Regions from separate parts of the Homo sapiens genome. Here all the other regions are linked to region 4. Evidence: chromatin contacts called from ENCODE Hi-C or POLR2A ChIA-PET data. All regions are on one chromosome and are shown on one strand. Each heading gives the region's core, a stretch centred on a gene start or an enhancer-like site at or near the end of the contact. The rest is flanking DNA. Distances are from core to core; before and after follow the strand shown.

Region 1 (4,764 bases), core at 498-2,997, 1.1 Mb after region 4:
CCACCCAGGTCAAGAGAGCTGGTGAGGGCGGTCATGCTGGATCCTGGCAGATGTGAAAAGAAAGGGCTTGCCCTCCAACACCTTTCCTCACCTGCTCACTGCTGACAGCCCCTGGCCCCCGCCATCGGCCCCCCTTACCCCCAGTTGCTAGCCTTGGGGTCTGTGGGGAAGTGCCGAAGTCTCAGGAATTCCAGTAACTCCTTGGGCACCTCCTGGTTCAGGTACAGGATGCCCTGGAGAGGACAGAGGAGACCTGCAATCAGACCCAGCTACTAATTTGCATAGCGCAGTGCCAGTGAAAATGCAGGGCTCTTTGTTCCAAAAAAAGAATTTCACGACAATGACAGCAGAGCGTTGAACCAGGCTCAGGGCCCTTCTGGGCGCTGGGCGCTGTGTGCACAGGTTGTACCCCATGACGCGGCATAGCTTTGCTGTTGGGGGAAGGACCCTCACCCTACATGCCATCAGGAGGGCAGCACAGGACCTCACCATGGAGGGGACAGGACCTGGGTTTCATGGAGCTGGGACTACCTGTGTCCGTTACCTCTTTCAGTCCTTTCAACAAGCCAGAGGGGGGTGTTTGGACCTATATTAGACTCAGAAAATTGATGCTTGAGGTGGTGAATAACATCCCCAAGTTGTGGGTTCCCTCCCTGCCATGCCCCCACACCTCTCTGTCTGGGCCACACCCCTGGCACAGAAGGCCGGGGGGCAACCAACTGTGCTCTCGCATACCTGGATGTAAGCCTCCAAGCCCTGCCGGCGCTGTTCCAACCCTCTGGTCCTCCAGTTGGGCAGGCGTTTCGAGGGGAAGTCGGGCACTTTGTACAGCTTCTTGATCTACTGGAGGTTTACCGCGTGCGATCACAGCATCCCGACTGAGCCCTCAAGCCCTCTTCGCCCCAGCCAGAAGCCCTCCCGCGCCCCCGCCTTCGGGCTCTACTGGGACAGACCCTGGTGAGTGGTGGACCGGCCGAGGGCGAGGAAGGCCCCAACCCACCCACAGAGGCCCGGGGGCTGACCGGCTGCGCAGGGACTGAGGCAGTAATGGGGGTGGCGGAGGCTGGGGCTCGCCCGCCCGCCTCACAGGGCCTGGGCGGGGGCTGGACAGAGGCTGGGCCGGGGCCGGTGGGAGGTCGGCGCCGCCTCACCCGCTTGTGCAGCGCGTGGAACTCGCTGTAGCGCCTTGGCACCGTGTGTCTGCGCCCGCTGCACAGCACCTCCACTCGGAACACCTGGCGGCGCGGGCGGGCAGCGGGTCTGCGCGTGAGGCCCCGCGGGAGGACGCCGCAGCACCTGCGCCTGGCGACGTGCCCACCCTCCCGCTCTCAAAGGCACAAAGCGGCCTTGCGGCGCCGCGGCTGCCCGGGGACTCTCCGCTCCCGCACACCTGGGAGAACCGGCTGGCGGACCTGCCCCTCGGAGCCCTGGGGTCCCTCAAGAGCTCGAACCATGGTCCGCGAGGCTGGCAAATCCAAGCGGCCCCCAAACCCTCGACAAGGTTTCCCCCGACGGTCCAGCCCGCAGCGCTCGTTCACCCAGGCCCGGGCCCCGGGTCCCCACTGAGCGCAGCGCGGGGAAATCCTGCGGGTCCCGGCGCCCCTCCCCATCCAGGGGCCGCGCTCACCATGTGGCTTTTCTCCGGGCTCTGCCTGGGCCCCTCGGCCTCGGGCCCCACCGACGGGATGTGAACTTCCAGCATCCGCGCCCCGGCCCCAGCTGCTCCGCGCGCTCGGCTCGGAGCCCTAACTCTCCCGGAGCGGACTGAGGACCCCGGGGCGGCCGGCTCCGCCCCCTCGGTCCGCAGGCCCCACCCCAGGCCCCGCCCCCAGGCGACCCCGCCCCGGGCGTTCCCTTGCGCCGCGGGTCCTGAGCCTAGAAGATTAGGCGGGACCTGGACGCCGCCCCCGAAGTCTAGTGCGCCCACAGCGCGGGGCAGTGGAGTCAACCGTTTGTCAAACATTGACGGAGCACTCACTGATGCCAGGAACTGGCGAGCGAAAATGTCACCCAACCTGAGTTAAGCGCCTACCAAGGACGGCCTGTGGCTCCAGGCGCGGACGGAGGCGGGGCCCGGGCCTCAGCGCCGGTCCTGGGGCCAACCAGGGACCTGTCTTGGGTTCCTCAGTCCCTTCCCGAGCCTTTCCCTCCTTTCAGCCTGGTCCCTGAAATTGTGATCTGGATTCCCCGGCTGAGGCCACACCTGAGCAAGGCTTGGACCCAGTCCAGCTTTGATGCCCCTTTCCCCAGCATCCACAGGCCCCCCCATTCATTCATTGTTTTCATCCATCCATTCACTCATATCTTCCAACCCTAAGGGGCTCCAGGCTGTTTGTGGGGAAGAGGCAGTTTAGGGACCTAGACTCCGATTTGGACGTCAGACTGCCTGGATTTCAGGAGCTCCGTAGACCTTTGCTCATCTGCAAAATAGGGATAACGTGGCTCCTTCAGGCAAGTGTATAAAGTGAGATGATTTGGCCGGGCGCGGTGGCTCACGCCTGTAATCCCAGCACTTTGGGAGGCCGAGGTAGGCGGATCACCTGAGGTCAGGAGTTCGAGACCAGCCTGACCAACATGGTGAAACCCCGTACCTACTAAAAATACAAAAATCAACCAGGTGTGGTGGCACATGCCTGTAATCCCAGCTACTCAGGAGGCTGAGGCGGGAGAATCACTTGAACCTGAGAGGCGGAGGTTGCAGTGAGCCGAGATCAAACCATTGCACTCCAGACTGGGCAACAGCAAGACTCTGTCTTAAAAAAAAAAAAAAGTGAGATGATTCATGTTAGGCCCTTAACAGAAGCATTGAGCAGCAGCTTGACTGTGGGCTTCTCCTGGATGACTAGGATAAGTGGGCACAGGGCAGTGGATGGGAAGAGAGACTTTGGGGGGTGGCACCGGGTTGCTCTTGTCCACCCCTCCGGGCAGGTTCTTCCTGGATATGTGGCAGGATTTTGATCCAGAACTCTCTCAGGCCATGTGCTGGAAAGGACCTCTGCTCCCACCTCTCAGCCCTGCACCCTTCAGCTGTCGGAGAGCTGCTATCAGCAGCACCATGGCAGGTCCTCTACTCCACTGACTTCCCCCACAAAGGCCCCGTGACATGCAGAGAGGCGAGGCCCTGCCTTCCAAAGCTCATACGTAGTGGGAGGTCTTGGGGTGGGCAGGAGGAAGCAGAGTGCCTGTCTTCGGGGCTGGGGTTGAGGGGACTCACCCCTCCCCTGCTTCTGCAGAGACGCCTCTGAGCTGGAGCAAAAAACCTCCATCCCCAGCCCTGCCCCCAGAGAAGGGCTGAGATGACGACCCCAAAATGGGGCAAACAGGTCTCACCAATATCATGTCCCACATTCTCTTTTTCCAAATTGCATCACACAAGGACCACAGAATCAGGAAGCTGAAACTTCCCAGATTCTAGTGGGGTCCCCTAGAAGAAAAGCAGCCCAGAGTGAGGAGAAGTGCTGTGCTTTCATTTCCTCCCTACGGCCCCATCATTCAGGGACCCAGCTTTCCCTGGCCTACAGGGCCTCCCCAACTCCCACTGTCCAGGGAGGCCTCTCCTGGGATCCTCAGACTTCTTGGTCCTCATCCTAATGACTGTCTGCCCCTCTGTCTGTGAGTCTCCATTTTTTCCTGCCTTCATCCCCAATAGAACGTCCATTCTCTACCCTGCAGCACAAACTGTTATCAAGGCATGTGCTTAAAACCTTCCAATGTTTCCCACTGCACTTAGAATAAAACCCACTCTCTCTATGCAATCCACAAAGCTGTAAACAACCCAGCCCAGCCTCCATCTTCCACCTCATTTCCTCTCCTCTCCCCATCATGCACTAGGCTCTTCCAACCTGACAAGCTCTTTCCTGCCTCAGGGCCTTTGCATTAGGCTGTTTGCTCCACCTGGGGGCACCCTTCCTTGACTCTTCAAGGATTGAGCTCATCCTCCAATTCTTAGCCTAAAACTCAACTCAAAAAGGTTTTTTTTTGTTTGTTTGTTTTTGTTTTTGTTTTTTTTTTTGAGACAGGGCCTCACTCCAGTCACCCAGGCTGGAGTGCAGTGACGCAACCACAGGGCTCACTGCAGCTTAGGTGATTTTCCCACCTCAGCCTCCTGAGTAACTGGGACTACAGGTGCGCACCACCACACCCAGCTAATTTTTGTATTTTTTGTAGAGACGGAGTTTGGCCATGTTGGCCAGGCTGGTCTCGAACTCCTGGGCTAAAGCTATGCACCCACCTTGACCTCCCAAAGTGCTGGGATAACAGGCGTGAGCCACCTCACCCAGCTGAGGCTTCCTTCTTGACCACCCTATCATATGACCTTTTCTATGCACATATTACAGTCTGCAATTATTGTTTGGTTACTGTGTGTCTCAAAAACATTTGGGTTGAAAGACTATATGGATAATATTTGTGATTGAAAGACTATATGAATGAATGGGCAGTGGGGGTATGCTGAGAAAAAACTAGGGAGGGGAAGGAGCAGCGTCTGCTGAAGGGTTAGAGGCTGCCTGCATGGTGGGACAACAAGAATCTTCTTCCTACCTCCAGAATTAAACACACTTCTCCTCTCTTCTCTCTTGGCAGATCATTGTCTACTTTTTCCATTTACTTAATTTTCAGGTGTTCCAGGAAGCCTCAGATCAGTGGATTTTCATCACCAGTTGTGGAAAGAGATTCCATGCAACTGACTTGTCAAACATGTGATAGGGAACCTGCAGCTCCTAATTGCACAGTGTTCCACCGCACAAGAGTGCAGGTACAAAAGAA
Region 2 (4,465 bases), core at 1,170-3,669, 1.2 Mb after region 4:
ACTCTAGAAAATAACTCCTCACTCTTCCAGGTTCCTTTTTGGAAAATAAATCAACATTTGCCTATGTGACCAATCACTTTCAGTGTCAGAGTTTCTGTTTTCATATTCTCAGTCTGCACATCATTCCAGCAGTTACCAACAGTAGCTGTCTTCCATGACTTATAGAAGAATTACTAAAGGAACAGACTAAATACTTACTTAAAATAACATACAGAAGGACTAAATTAGCGGCAAGAATTATTATTTCTCAGGCATGCACCTGCAATCCCAGCTACTTAGGAGGAAGGGAGGATCCATTGAGCCCAGAAGTTCAAGACAAGCCTGGGCAACACAGGGAGACTATGTCTCTAAAAACAAACAAAAATTGTTTCCTGTTTTATGACAGTCACAAAGACTTATTATTTCTCAGAATAAGAGACTTCATTTGACAGTTTTAGTTGTTATATTAGAATTATCAAGCACCTTATGAGCTGAGATTATGGACTCAATTTCTGAATACAGGACAGGGAAAATCTGACACAAATGAGGAAAGCCTCAAACTTTTTCAGACCACATGTTGCATAAAGAATTTATAGCTGTTTTATTTAGTTGGTTACACACTGAGTAGCTACTGTGAAGAGAAGCATTATGCCAAACAGATAAATTCACAGACCCAGCATTGAATTTTACAGCCTGGAACAACCTATACCAAGTGGTATGAGTAAATATTCTCATAAAATAGCCCAAAACATCTCTACTGGTTCCATAACTGATTACTGATTTCCACATTACAAAGATTATTTTTTTCTAATACCTAACTCTTATTAGAGACCCGGATATTTATTACTGAGGCAGGAGAATAGGGTCTGGAGGCAGGGAACTTAAGGGCAATTCATGCTGAATCAAGGAAAAACACCAAGGTTTGGGGGCAGGGAATCTGAGGTCAACTTACGTTAACTTTCTAAAAGAGAAAACACCAAGGTCTGGGGGCAAGGAATCTAAGGCCAATTCGTGCTGACTTCCCAAAGCTGAATTCCCAAAAGGAACCCCCTGGGTTTGGGGGCAGGGAACCTAAGGCCAATTAAGGCCAACTTCCTAAAGCTAAACCAAAAGGAAAAAACCCATCTGCCCACGCCCGAGTGGCAAAGGATCAAAGGCTACTATCCCTGCAACCCTCCCCATCCACCACGTCTCACATGGAAAGGGAGAGTGCCTTAGACTGGCCGCAGGCCAAGCAGGGACCATCCGTTCATCTGCACAGGACGCCAATTCACCTCGGCCTTTAGCCACAGACCAAATCCTTCATCCAGATAAGGGGTAACCCATAGGAACCATAAAAGGAGCACTTAAAATCCAGAAAACTTTGTAAGTGGGCTCTTGAGCCCCTTGCTCCGGCCCACTCACACCCTGTGGGGTGCTTTCTCGCTTTAATAAATTCCTGCTTTCGCTGCTTCGTTTGTGTTTCATTCCTTTGTTATTTTGTGCGTTTTGTCCAATTATTTGTTCAAAATGCCAAGAACCTCGACAACCTACACTCAAGGGCCTCCTACCGGTAACATTACGGGAAACACCATTTCCTCATCACATTTCAGATTTGCTCCCAGTGAGGTACGTGGGCACTTGAACACATCCCTTTAAAAAGGAGAAAGCTTTCTGATCTATGTAGTGATTTATCTGGCAGTGCCTTCTGTCCACCAGCCTCTGGCCTGATTTTCCTAGAGATCAGAAGAATCAACATAACTTTTGTAAACTAAGATCCAGAAAGGGCCTTTGGTTATTATCGGTAAATGCTGGGCTAAAGAAAGAACTGGTGGGCGGGTCACCACCCCAGGCTAGTCCACATAACGCTATTCATCTTAGAAGCAGTAAGACGGGGGAAAGGTCTGCATCCCATTCGCTTATTCCGTCCTACTGAATCTGCCTTGGCAGGACACGACCTGCAAAATAACCCCGTGGATCCGTGGAGTGTCACCACACTGCAGGGTCAAAGGACGGCGTCGGCGGTTCTCGGCTGTTAGGGAGCTAGCCGACGAAGGCACCACAACCCTCATTCTTTACTCTTCCCGCCTGGGGGCCGGGAAGCCAAGCTCTACCGCTTCGAGCACATCCAGGGTCCCCGGGGCCCGGACTGCTGACACCGAGGCAAGGTCTCACCGGGCCCACTCTGCCCAACCTCCCCGATTCTCGCTTAGCCTCTCTTCCCTTTCGGGGTGCCCTCCCGCCTGCTACCCCGAGGGGTGCAAACTCACGACCACCGCGGCGCCGGTGAAAATGTCCTCCCCCTCGGTGTCGCTGTCCCCAGCCTCGGGTTCTGATCCCCCGGCCGCCCCCTCGGACTCCGGCTCCAGGCCGGGGAAGGGCGGAGGCAGTCTCTCCGAAGCGCTACAGCCACCACCACCCGACGCCATCTTCTTCCACCCGCGGCGGAAGCCGCAACAACAACTTTATCGAGAGATAGCGCCGTGAGCAAAGCGATCCAACGGTGCGAGGAGTGGGAGGGCCGCAAGGGACCCCGTGGGATCCGAGGGGCGGAGACCTAGGGGCGGGGCTTAGGCGCTGGGGGCGGGGCGGCACCCGGCCAGCTGAGGCTGCGCAGCAAATCCGAGGCCTGGTTCGCGATGCTGAGATATTAACGAGTGGGGCCAAAGGGGCAGAAAAGTAGGAGTTAGGGGCTGCTCAGGTTTCTAGGGCCCTTTGTGCTCTGGATAGCTTTATCCAACAGGCTTCTAAGAGTTCGTCTGAATGAAGGAGTGTCACTAAAATGTTTGAAAACCTCTACATGCCATCTACCCATGCCAAGCACAATGCCCTCACAGAGAGTCAATAAATATTTCGATTGAGGTATCTGAACAAGACTAGAAGAAAGCTTCACCACTTATTCCTTGAGCAACATTCAGTTAATTCATTAAGAAATACAGATACTGAGCATCTACTGTATGCCTGGCACCTTGCTGTGAGTTTCAGATACAGAAATCAGGTATTTAATCGACAGTTCGACATGTTCAATGCTATGGTGCCCTGTGGGAGCACAGGGAAAGAGATAATCAATTCTGCTTGGAGAAGTAGGGAGGCCTCACAGATGAAGTGAGGCCTCAGTGTCCTAGATTTGGCTGGAAAAATGTTAGGATTATCCTCTCAATTGCTGTGGAGTAAGTGGAGTGGAATAGACGGCAGGGAAATTATTGAACCCTGACCAAAATTTCCTTGGGACCTAAGCAATTCATTGTCTGGTGATCCTAAGGCCTACATTAACTAGACAAACAAGACTGGAGTTTAAAGATAAATGGGCATGTTAGCATGGGACAATTCTGCAAGATAATCCTATCTTCTCAATAGAAATGGCATTTGTCACCAACTTTGACAAGAGGTTTAGTTAGTTTGGTTGTAACTGCAAATTCAGGGATGGACTCCCTCACAGGTCATGTGAGCTGTTTGAAGGCGGGGGCAGCGTTTTATCTTTGTATCTTCCATGCCTATGGATCACCTATGGCAAATTAGTACCTACAAATTTGATCGGAGGGATGGATGGATAAAATAAAATCGATTTTGTTACTGGCATCCATCACACCCACGAACACCAGAGGGCTTAAGATACACTTTTTTTTTTTTTTTTTTTTTTGAGGGAAGTCTCGCTCTTCTCCCCCAGGCTTGAGTGCAATGGCTCGATCTTGGTTCACTGCAACCTCTGCCTCCTGAGTTCAAACGATTCTCCTGCCTCTGCCTCCCAAGTAGCTGGGATTAAGGCCCCTGCCACCACGCCCAGCTAATTTTTGTATTTTTTAGTAGAGACGGGGTTTGCCCATGTTGGCCAGGCTGGTCTCGAACTCCTGACCTCAGGTGATCCGCCCGCCTCGGCCTCCCAAAGTGCTGGGATTATAGGCGTGAGCCATCGCGCCCGGCCAAGATACACTTTTAAGGATGGCGATCTCCATTATGTCACCACTGTACACATTAGACACGGGAAAACTTATGTTCTAAGTTGTCTTTGGAGGCCATTAGCAGAAATATTCGTTCAAAGGTGGGAAGCTGTGCTGGACTGAGTCCCTTAGGAGACGAGAAAGCCAAAAAGCCCTCCCCATGCCATACCTGACTACCTCACTGGCTTCCCATGACATCCCTTTTCACAGCAACTGAAACCTACTTCCTGTCCGATCAGGAAGTAAGAAAGACGTTGGCTGTCAGCGGATCCCGCGGAGAAATAATTGTAAAGAGTCTCCGTGCTGGAGAACTCAAGATCTCCTTTCCCCTACCCCTTCAGGATTCATCTTTAACTTATCACGGATACTGAGTGAGTCAGTCGCGGTTAACAGACCGTTACATCCACTTCTACCAGGCGGACACTACAAGTCCCAGAATACAATTCGCTGCCTTCCGAAGAAAATAGCTCACGCATCCCAGCATGCAATGTGCTGACGAGCCGCGAAGATTGTTTTTGTCCCGCCGAAATCGAGCAAAGCACGCTGGAACTTGTAGTCCTTGAGGCCCC
Region 3 (4,528 bases), core at 2,021-4,520, 1.7 Mb after region 4:
TGTTGTTGTCCAGGCTAAGCCACCAATTTAGGACAAATAGAACATACTAGAAATTGGGGCTTTTTGGAGAAGATGAAAACAAAGGCCTGGGGTTTAAGTGGCTCTGTTGTAGACAAACATTCAACCCCCTGGAAGCCTGAGCTTGCTTTCAACAGTGTTCAGAGTAATGGGAGAAAAATTCGTTCCCAACAACGCCTCTCCAGAGTGCAAAGCAATGGTGGGCAAACTGAGAAATCACCAAAAAGCAGCCTGTGTCTCACAGGCTAGTAGCAGAGTCCTGCCACTCCACTGCAGCTGGTGGTGTGACAGAGCTGGCTCTCCTGACAAAGGGATTATGCTGGGCCAGGGCTTACTGTGGCTACCCTGTTTCTGGAGTAAGCACTGCCCCAGCCCGGAGCCCTTTGGCAGTCCCCAGAAGGGCTGGTGTGGGACAGGGTGCTGCTTGCCTGTCCACATGTTCTGCCTGGAACAAAATCCAGGGCCGCTGGGACTTCACCTATCATCTGTGCATGGCGCCCTGGTTCCTTCTGGGGGTAGGTTGGGCTGAGGGGGAACCTTCATCTCTCATTTCTTCCTCACATTAATCTGTCCATCCACTGCTACCCCCATCCCTTACCATAACCAAACAAAGCAGGTGCAGATGCTTGAATTAACAAGAACGAAGTCTAGTAATAAAAAGCAAATTTATTACCCAAAACTAGTAAAGGGGGAAGTAGCCAGATTGCTATTTAAAGTAACTGCTTCAATTTTTAGAGGGGAAAGCAATTTTTAGGGTTTTTAAAAGGGAAGACTTGATAAGGAAGGCATGCAAGAAATGGGCTGAGTATGATGTCTGTGTGTTTTGTTCTGGTGGCTATCTTGGGCTTCAGTCCACCTGGACCTCGGATTGACATTATTTTAACAATGGTCAGGTTGTTAATTAGCCATTTTGAAGTAATTTTTGGAGGTTTGCAGCTGGGTCTCCAGGCTTGGTCTGTCTCAAGATTAGCCACTGAAACTTCTAAGACATCACACAATTAAATAGTAGCATACAGTTAGATAAATGAAAAGGGAGCATATCTGGTGAGAAAGGGGAGGGACGTGGAGTCTATTTTAAGGCTAAGGAGAAAGGATTTTGAGTTTCCTCAAGGTTATATCTTGAAACTCAAGAGAATGGGAAAAAAGTTTAAAAGCATGTTGAAGTTAAGCTGCGGGCTGCATTGCTTCTCAGATACCTGCTACTCAGCTTCCCTCCTCATTCACTCTGCTCCAGCCACTCTGATCTCCTTGCACATGAGCCATGCCTGTAGTCCGCGGCCTCTGCACTGACTGTTCCTCTGCCAGGAGTATCTATGCCCCCTGCCTCACTTCATGCCTCAGATGTCATCTTCTCAGTGAGGCTTACATTGGTCAACCCTTTCTCAGAGGCTTCACCCCCCAATCTCTTGCCAGCAATCCCTAATAGCCCTTGTTACAGCCTGCACTTTTTTCCAAATACTTTCTACCATTTTTTTTTTTTTTTTTTTTTTTTTGAGACAAGAGTCTCTCTGTCGCCCAGGCTGGAGTGCAGTGGCACGATCTTGGCTCACTGCAAGCTCCGCCTCCCGGGTTCACGCCATTCTCCTGCCTCAGCCTCCTGAGTAGCTGGGACTACAGGTGCCCGCCACCACGCCCGGCTAATTTTTTGTATTTTTTTTTAGTACAGACGGGGGTTTCACCTTGTTAGCCAGGATGGTCTCGATCTCCTGACCTCGTGAATCGCCCATCTTGGCCTCCTAAAGTGCTGGGATTACAGGCATTGAGCCACCGCACCTGGCCCTTCTACCCTCTTATATACCAGTTACCTGTTGTCTCTTCCCCCACTAGAAGGTAAGCTTCATGAGAACAGAATTTGTCTTTTTCCTTGCCGTTTCCCTATTTGAGCAATGAATTAAGGAACCTGTGAGTAGGGATCAAGCTCCTCTTTCACACAGAAGAAACACCTGGCCTGGGAGGGGTAAAGGGCTTTGTCGCAGCTGGCGCTGGGTGGAGCCGGAGTGTGAACAGCGCCCATCACAGTGCTCCTCGCCTCTTCCACCCACCCAGAATTCTCCCCAGTGACCCAGGACCAGGCGGCTGCCGGGGGGCCGAGAGCCTTCACTAAATGTGACACATCAGTGACTACAGCCCTGAAATTCAAATTGGAAGCCTAGGCTTGTGCTCATGTCCAGCAAATCCAACAGGTGAAAAATCTAGCTTGTCAGCTTATAATGGTTCCATTATCAAAAGCTTAGCCAGGGCTGCTGGTTTTGTTTTTGTTTAGTTTGAGGCTTTTTTTTTCTTCCAAATCATTTCTTTTTCCCTTATGAGAACAGTAGAAAATATGGGTAACTATGCAGTTTATGTAAGCATTCAACAATTGGGAGCGAATTTTCTACAATCGCGAGTGCGGTCACTGCGGGAACGCATCCGCCCCAGGAAAGGTGGGCGGGCAGACGCGCGTGCGGGCAAAACCGCAAGGAGGAGCGGCTCGGTGGCTCCTTCTGCCCGTGCGCCCCTGCTTCCCCTCCTCCTGCTTCACCGAGATCACCACCGGGGCTCCTGGAGGTGGCGGTCCCCAGGACACTCCGGGAGCCGGCGGGGTCTCGCTGGGTCGCTCCGCCCGGAGGCTCCCCAGACCCCTGCGCGCGGCAGCCCTGGCCCCCGTCACCCCCGAGCGCAAGTCGGCGAACTCCGAGTGGTCAGGTCCTCCCCACCGAGGTGATTTCGGTCCAACGGCGATCGGAGTCCCCGAGGACGGTGCAGGCGCCTCCCGCCTCCGTGGGGAGCGCACAGCAGAAAGCCTGGGGCGGAAGCAAGAGGGGAAAGGCGGTGGTGTTGAGTGAGAACCAGCCGAGTGTTTTCCAAATATCCATTTAATCTTGCGTTTATCCTATGTATAAAATCGTAACGTGAGGTAGGCTTTCTTATCCCCACTGTGCAGACGGGGAAAATGAGGCTCAGAATATGCGGTGGTGGTCTGAAGGTGGAAGAGCTGGGTTCGAAGCCAGGACGGTCTGGGGCTGCGCTCCTTCCCCGGGGGCAGCGGCGGGGCGGCGTCTAGCGCTGCAGCAGCTTGCCGAGGGCCGCGGCGGGCGCGCGCGGGCGCGGGGGCTGGTCGGGCAGCATGGCGGCGCTGTGCTCTGCCCGCAGGGCCAGGCGCGGGCACGCGGCGCGCAGGCGGCGCAGGCCGGCCGCGCTCACGTTGCGGCAGAAGTCCACGTGCAATGTCTGCAGCGCGCGCCCGTCCGCCGCCACGGCAGCCAACGTGCGGTTGGTGACGCGCGCGCAGTTCTCCAGGCGCAGTGCGCGCAGGCGTGGGCAGCAGCGCAGCAGGCGCGCCAGGCAGTCGTCGGTAACGTGGCCGCAGCCCGAGAGCGTGACGGACGCCAGGTTGGGGCACCTGTGAGGAGAGTGCGGTGACCCGGGGCTCACTGGCTTGTTAAAGCTACCCAACCGCCCCATGGGACCGAGTGGACTCATTTACCGAGGAGGACTCGGGCCCTGCGAGGTGAAGACACTTGGCTGCGATGACACTGCAGGGTTCCAAGTCGGCTTTCTGGCCGGCCCATTTTCCCTCCTCTTTCTGCCCCTGCACCCCACCGTACCTTCATCTGCGTGGGTTCTTGGCTCGTAGCCTTGGGAGCCCCTAGTGGGAAGCCCCGACCCCGGCCCAGCAGAGTCCTGGGGCGGCTGTGGACAGAGGGAATGCCGGTTCCAGGAGCCACAACCCTTGACTCTTTGTTTCGCTCTGGATGTGCTGCCTTGCAGGGGAGCGGTGCTTGGCGATTGCTCCAGTCTAGCTTCAAGCTGAGGCCCCTGAATGTCCCGGCGGGACGTGAGTGGGAAGAGGGATTTGTTTCCTTGGAGGTGGCCTAGTGACAGGCCCATCCCAACCCTCAAGGCGGTGGGGGCACGCGTTAGCATTGAGTCCGGGTTCAGCTTAGTAGACTAGAGCTGTTCCTGCATCCCCTGGGCCACCAGCCTGGAAAAGGGTAGGGTTCGGAGGCAGCTAGAGGCAAGCCCTGAGCAGGTACAGTCACGGACACCCACCCAGGTCGCTTGGCCAGAAAGCTTGGGGGACCCTCTGCTGCAGCCTCACCAGCCCCTCCCAGCAAAGAAAAGATCTTGAGCCAAGTTAGACTTGGTTTATCGCCGTGTCAGTCACTCACGGAGCCTTCATTTCCTCTGCGTGGGGGGAATAATGTCTACCACTGGGGTTGTGAGGAGCCTGCAACGGGGCCTTCCACAGGCAGTCCTAACCCGCTTTCCCTGGAAACAAACGGGACCAGCCTGCTTCCAGTCCAGAAGGACCGACTAATGGGCCGGGGCCTTGGCTCCCCGCAGCCAGAGGGAGCTAGAGTCTGGGCTGGGGAAGCGTTTCCCTTTCCCTGCCAGCCTCCCCCGCAGCTCCGTGACTGCCCCTGGCTGTGCCAGCTCGGCTCCTTTGTGCCAGGGGAGGGAAGTAAGGAACTTAAATATGTTGGGTGCAGCCAGGTGTCACACCGAGCCCGGGCCTCCTTCAGGTTTG
Region 4 (4,526 bases), core at 1,291-3,790:
GTCAGTGATTTTTTTTTTTTTTTTTTTTTTTTTTTTGGGAGATGAAATCTTACTCTGTCACCCAAGCTGGAGTGTAGTGGCATGATCTCAACTCACTGCAACCTCCGCCTCCCAGGTTCAAACAGTTCTCGGGCTTCAACCTCCCGAGTAGCTGGGGCTACAGGCACGTGCCACTATGCCTGGCTAATTTTTGTATCTTTATTAGAGACAGGGTTTAACCATAGTGGCCAGGCTGGTCTCGAACTCCTGACCTCAGGTGATTTGCCCACTTCGGCCTCCCAAAGTGCTGGGATTACAGGTGTGAGCCACGTGCCTGGTCCCCACTTTCAATAATGAATAGAATAAACAGAAGATCAACAAGGAAATCTAAGATTTGAAAACAATATAAATCAACTAGACCTAACAGACATCCATAGAACACTTGACCTAACAGCAGCAGAATATATACATTCACATGAAACATTCTCCAGGATAGGCCATATGCTAGGCAATAGACAAACCTCAATGAATTTAAAAGGACAGGAGTAAACAAAATGTGTTCTCTAAGCCAGGTGTGGTGGTGTGAGCCTGTAGTCTGAGGTACTCTGGAGGCTGAGCCGGGAGGATCATTTGAGGCCAGAAGTTCTAGGCTGCAATGTGCTATGATCATGCTTGTGAATAGCCACTGTGCTCTAGCCGAGGTAACAGTGAGGCCCAGTCTCTTAAACAAAAAACAAACATGTTGGTGATTGCTTAGGAGTGGGCGACATGGTAGGGTGGGTAGAGCATTGATAGACTAGGTGTAGAGAGTTCCTTTCTGAGGTGATAAAAATATTCTAAAATTGATTGTGACAGTTTCACATATCTGTGAATGTACTAAAAACTATTAAATTGTACACTTTAAATGGGTGAATTGTATGGTCTGTGGATTATATCAAATTTATATAAGCAGGGCTGAAACCCCTCCACAAGAAATGTGGTTCTGAGACCACCTTAGCAAATTCTGATAAAATCTAGAAGAATAAAGTAAACATAAGAACATTCAGTTTCACTATCAAGTAAATGCAAATTAAAACTATAATGAAATTCAACTTTGTGTCTATGGAATTGACAAGAATTAAAAAGAATTCTAATATTCTGCATGAGCTAAGTCATGAGAATGCTGGCCATCAGAGGCCCTTCCACACCACCCTGTGATGTGAATATTATCACTATGATTCTCATATCATATGTGACAAATATCTTCAGATAAGCAAATTTTATATATCCACCCAACAAACAATTCTTGAGGCCAAGGAGGTATCAGAGGGTGGCTTTTGTCTAAGGGCCTGCAATGAAGAAGAGGTGGAATGAGAGATGGTTCCCTGGTCTCCTGACCCACTCCAAGCTCTCCCTTCCTGGGGTCTGAGCTTCAGAAGCCACCTTAGAGTTCCTGGGTCCTATGAGAACCCCCATGGCTTTTGAAGCACTAGGGGCCTTGTGGTTCTAGGCCTCAGAGCAAACAGATTTGATGTGGGCTCCTGGGAGCAGCCCCCAACCTTTACCTGGCAAAAGAAGATGGGAAGCTCTGTGGTGTCTGGGGGACCAGTCTTCGCCCTACCTCCCGAAGTCATAGATGCAATCCAATGGCATGGGACCACCTCTCCTCTGAGTCCAGGGCCCAGCACAGCCTGGATGCAGAAGGAGAAGTTTCTTCCTCAGAAGATCCTGCAGGGTAGGAGTGTGTGCGGTGTGTTGGTTTAAGCACAATGGTCTGTGTTTAGATTTGCATGTGACCATGAGGTCACACTTTGGGGTTTTCTCTAATGAAGGTTCTGAGTAGGGAGAGGGGATGGGAGTCTAGTCCTTACCCTCCAGCAGAGTTAAGTCAATGCCCCTCTGCTCTCCCCCAAGCTCCCTGTCAGAGAGGTCTCCCAAGGAGGATCTTGGGGCATTTGAGGCCAGAGACTTAAGCAATTCAGAGAATTCTGGAGGCTGAAAAGCAGAGGAAAAGTCTTTTGGTTTTCCAAAGATCTCGGTGTGAATCCTAGATTTACCCATCTGGCTGTGGGATCTTGGGCAAGCATTGCAGCACTCTAAGCCTCAGTTTCCCTGGGTGTTAAATGGCTCCTTCTGTGCAGTTTTGGAGGGAAAAGATTCAAGAGAGACAATAGGTAGCATTAATACCCCAAGGAAGAGAGGTAGGCTCAGTCCGCAGAGCTGGGACAAAGACAAGTACAGGGGCGGGTCGAGAGGGTGCCCACATCAATTTCTACCAGGGCTGCTGCTGCTGTGAGGATGGCTGGCAGGGGCGTGGGCGACGTCGCCCGGCACACACTGGCGGCGGCAACTCTCGTAGCTGCGGGTGATCGGGGTCTGGGAGGGGCGGGCACAACCCGTACGGTGGAGCTGGCTGGGGCGCGAAGGGGCGGGCCCTCGGCTGGGCCGGGCGGAGCGCGGCGGCGGGAGGGGAGGTAGGCCGGGCAAGGCAAGCGGACGTGAGCTGCAGGCGGAAGACAGGTGGCGCCGCGGGCAGCTTGGCGAGAGGCGGGACTTCGGCGGCGCGGCGGGAGGCGGGGCAGGAAGGCGCGCGCGGCGCAGCAGCCTCGCCCGTCGCGGAGAGTGGGCTCTGCCCGCCGTCCCCCGGGGGCTGCTTCCCGCCCCAGGCCTCCGCGGAGGACACGTGTCAGCACGTTCCCGCGGTTGTCATTCCATTGTCATAGCCCTTCCCCTAGGCCGGGAACCCCTCCCCCCCACCAGCCCCAGTTCCTTTATCCCTGGGCCCAACCTCCCCGCCGACCCGCGGTCCAGGCCTCGGTCTCTCTCTTCGGCGGCGAGCCGCGGCCCAGACCCCGGCAGAGGACACTTGTCGGCACGTTCTCACCCCTGTCATCTCAGCCCCCTGCCTAGCTCCACCCCAGGCTTGGGAACCCGGCCCCTGACGGCCCATTGTCCGCGGGCCCAGCCCCCGCGCTGAACGCACGCTCGCCCTTGCCCCTAACCAGCGCGTCTACCCCGGCAACGCGCAGTGACCTGGGATGCAGCCCTCAGGCTGGGCGGCCGCCAGGGAGGCGGCGGGCCGCGACATGCTGGCCGCCGACCTCCGGTGCAGCCTCTTCGCCTCGGCCCTGCAGAGCTACAAGCGCGACTCGGTGCTGCGGCCCTTCCCCGCGTCCTACGCCCGCGGCGACTGTAAGGACTTTGAAGCCCTGGTGAGTGTGCTTTGTCCTGGCGCTGCCCACTGCGTCCTGGACCAAGTGCCCTGTGGAACCACAGGTAGAGGCAGTTCCATCCGCATTAGTAAACATGACAGCCGCCAGACTTTCCATTCCCAGCTTGGTCTTGCCTTGCCTTGGGGAAGGTTTCCATGAGCTAAGAACACTGCTAACACCCTCATGTCAACGCTCACTCCCAAGGCACTTGGTGGCTGCTTCTCTCCTGTCAATGACAAATGACTCCGAGGACTGAAGTGAGGAATAGTTGCATAGTCCTCCACAGATTTTCTAGCCTGGCCAGGAATAGGGTTGATGTGAATCAGCTGTTTTGCTTAGCTAGAAAGTTATCCATCCTTTTGCAAATAATTAGACACCAAAAAGTCACCAAAGCCGCCCAGACATTGGTCTTCAGATGAGGTGATCTATGGGCAGTACTTTTATAAACTGTAACATCCAGTACATATGTAAGCTGTTATTTCTCTGATTCACCAGGCACTTTTTTTGCAGAGTTCACCTCTGGGTCAGCATTCAAGATATCAGTTATCCTTATAATCCAAATGTTTGGAATTGCCTAGAAAAATATAACTTACCAAAATCGATTCAATAAAAAGCAGAAAATTGAAATCGCCAATAGCTGATATTCATTAAAGACACTGAACTCCATGTATCTTTGGGACCTGTCAAGTGTGGCAGTCTCCCTTCCTTGCCATGGAAGAGCATATTCTTGTTTACCAGCAAAGCTGTCACCATTTAATTGGTATCAGATTCTGACTTGCACAAGTAACATTCTTCACTGTTAAAAACTTGGAGGGGCCAGGCTCGGTGGCTCATGCTTGTAATCCCAGCACTTTGGGAGGCCAAGGCGGGCAGATTACCTGAGGTTGGGAGTTCAAGACCAACCTGACCAACATGGAGAAATCCCGTCTCTATTAAAAATACAAAAAGTTAGCCGGGCGTGGTGGCGCATGCCTGTAATCCCAGCTACTCTGGAAGCTGAGACAGGAGAATCGCTTGAACCCGGGAGGCGGACGTTGTGGTGAGCCGAGATTGCGCCATTGCAGTCCAGCCTGGGCAACAAGAATGAAACTCCATTAAAAAAAAAAAAAAAACCTGGAGGGTGCCAGGTTATTGGGCGAACTTTTCTAGACTATTGTAGAAAAAGAAGAAAAAGGCTGAGTGGCTCATGCCTGTAATCCCAAGGACTTTGGGAAGGCAAGGCAAGAGGATCGTTTGAGACCAGCCTAGGCAAAAAAGATTTCTTTAAATTAGCTGAGTGTGGTGATGCACGCCTGTAGTCCCAGCTACTTGGGAGGCTGAGGCGGGAGGATGGCTTGAGTCCAAGAGGTCGAGGCT

The links. A loop is a pair of places that touch in the nucleus more often than their neighbours do. ChIA-PET counts read pairs that join two places held with the same protein, here RNA polymerase II (POLR2A). Pooled maps may share reads with other maps.
Region 1: a pooled map shows a loop between it and region 4 (2.7-fold over the local background). The contact joins the promoter of SNX22 here to the promoter of PARP16 in region 4. A Hi-C loop is called at or near these places in 5 of 168 maps with a recorded cell type or tissue (B cell, CD4-positive, alpha-beta memory T cell, CD8-positive, alpha-beta T cell and 1 more), 2 of 37 single-sample maps with no recorded cell type and 15 of 50 pooled maps.
Region 2: a map of naive thymus-derived CD4-positive, alpha-beta T cell shows a loop between it and region 4 (8-fold over the local background). The contact joins the promoter of SNX1 here to the promoter of PARP16 in region 4. A Hi-C loop is called at or near these places in 2 of 168 maps with a recorded cell type or tissue (CD8-positive, alpha-beta T cell and naive thymus-derived CD4-positive, alpha-beta T cell), 1 of 37 single-sample maps with no recorded cell type and 10 of 50 pooled maps.
Region 3: a loop to region 4 is called in a pooled map, with 6 times the contacts of the local background. The contact joins the promoter of USP3-AS1 here to the promoter of PARP16 in region 4. A Hi-C loop is called at or near these places in 4 of 50 pooled maps. POLR2A ChIA-PET finds 5 or more read pairs at or near these places in 2 of 52 experiments (WTC11 and activated CD8-positive, alpha-beta memory T cell).

What each region holds. Positions count from the first base shown.
Region 1 is chr15:64,148,714-64,153,477 of GRCh38, reverse strand. It overlaps SNX22 (sorting nexin 22), which reads right to left and starts at 1,747. Exons shown (of 7, transcript NM_024798.3): 1 at 1,628-1,747; 2 at 1,152-1,235; 3 at 736-840; 4 at 139-233. The coding sequence starts at 1,702. RefSeq lists enhancers at 1-51, 2,979-3,088 and silencers at 1,042-1,421, 1,622-2,061.
Region 2 is chr15:64,093,936-64,098,400 of GRCh38, reverse strand. SNX1 (sorting nexin 1) reads right to left here and starts at 2,419. Exons shown (of 15, transcript NM_003099.5): 1 at 2,229-2,419. The coding sequence starts at 2,387. RefSeq lists enhancers at 2,096-2,175, 2,316-2,435, 4,151-4,465.
Region 3 is chr15:63,599,569-63,604,096 of GRCh38, reverse strand. It overlaps USP3-AS1 (USP3 antisense RNA 1), which reads left to right and starts at 3,270. Exons shown (of 3, transcript NR_034080.1): 1 at 3,270-3,508. It overlaps FBXL22 (F-box and leucine rich repeat protein 22), which reads right to left. Exons shown (of 2, transcript NM_001367807.1): 2 at 2,856-3,400. The coding sequence ends at 3,058. RefSeq lists silencers at 2,529-2,658, 3,079-3,368 and enhancers at 2,356-3,173, 3,436-4,153.
Region 4 is chr15:65,284,897-65,289,422 of GRCh38, reverse strand. PARP16 (poly(ADP-ribose) polymerase family member 16) reads left to right here and starts at 2,540. Exons shown (of 6, transcript NM_001316943.2): 1 at 2,540-3,170. The coding sequence starts at 2,997. SNORA24B (small nucleolar RNA, H/ACA box 24B) reads left to right here and starts at 3,832; the gene lies at 3,832-3,962. RefSeq lists an enhancer at 2,096-2,145 and a silencer at 2,296-2,855.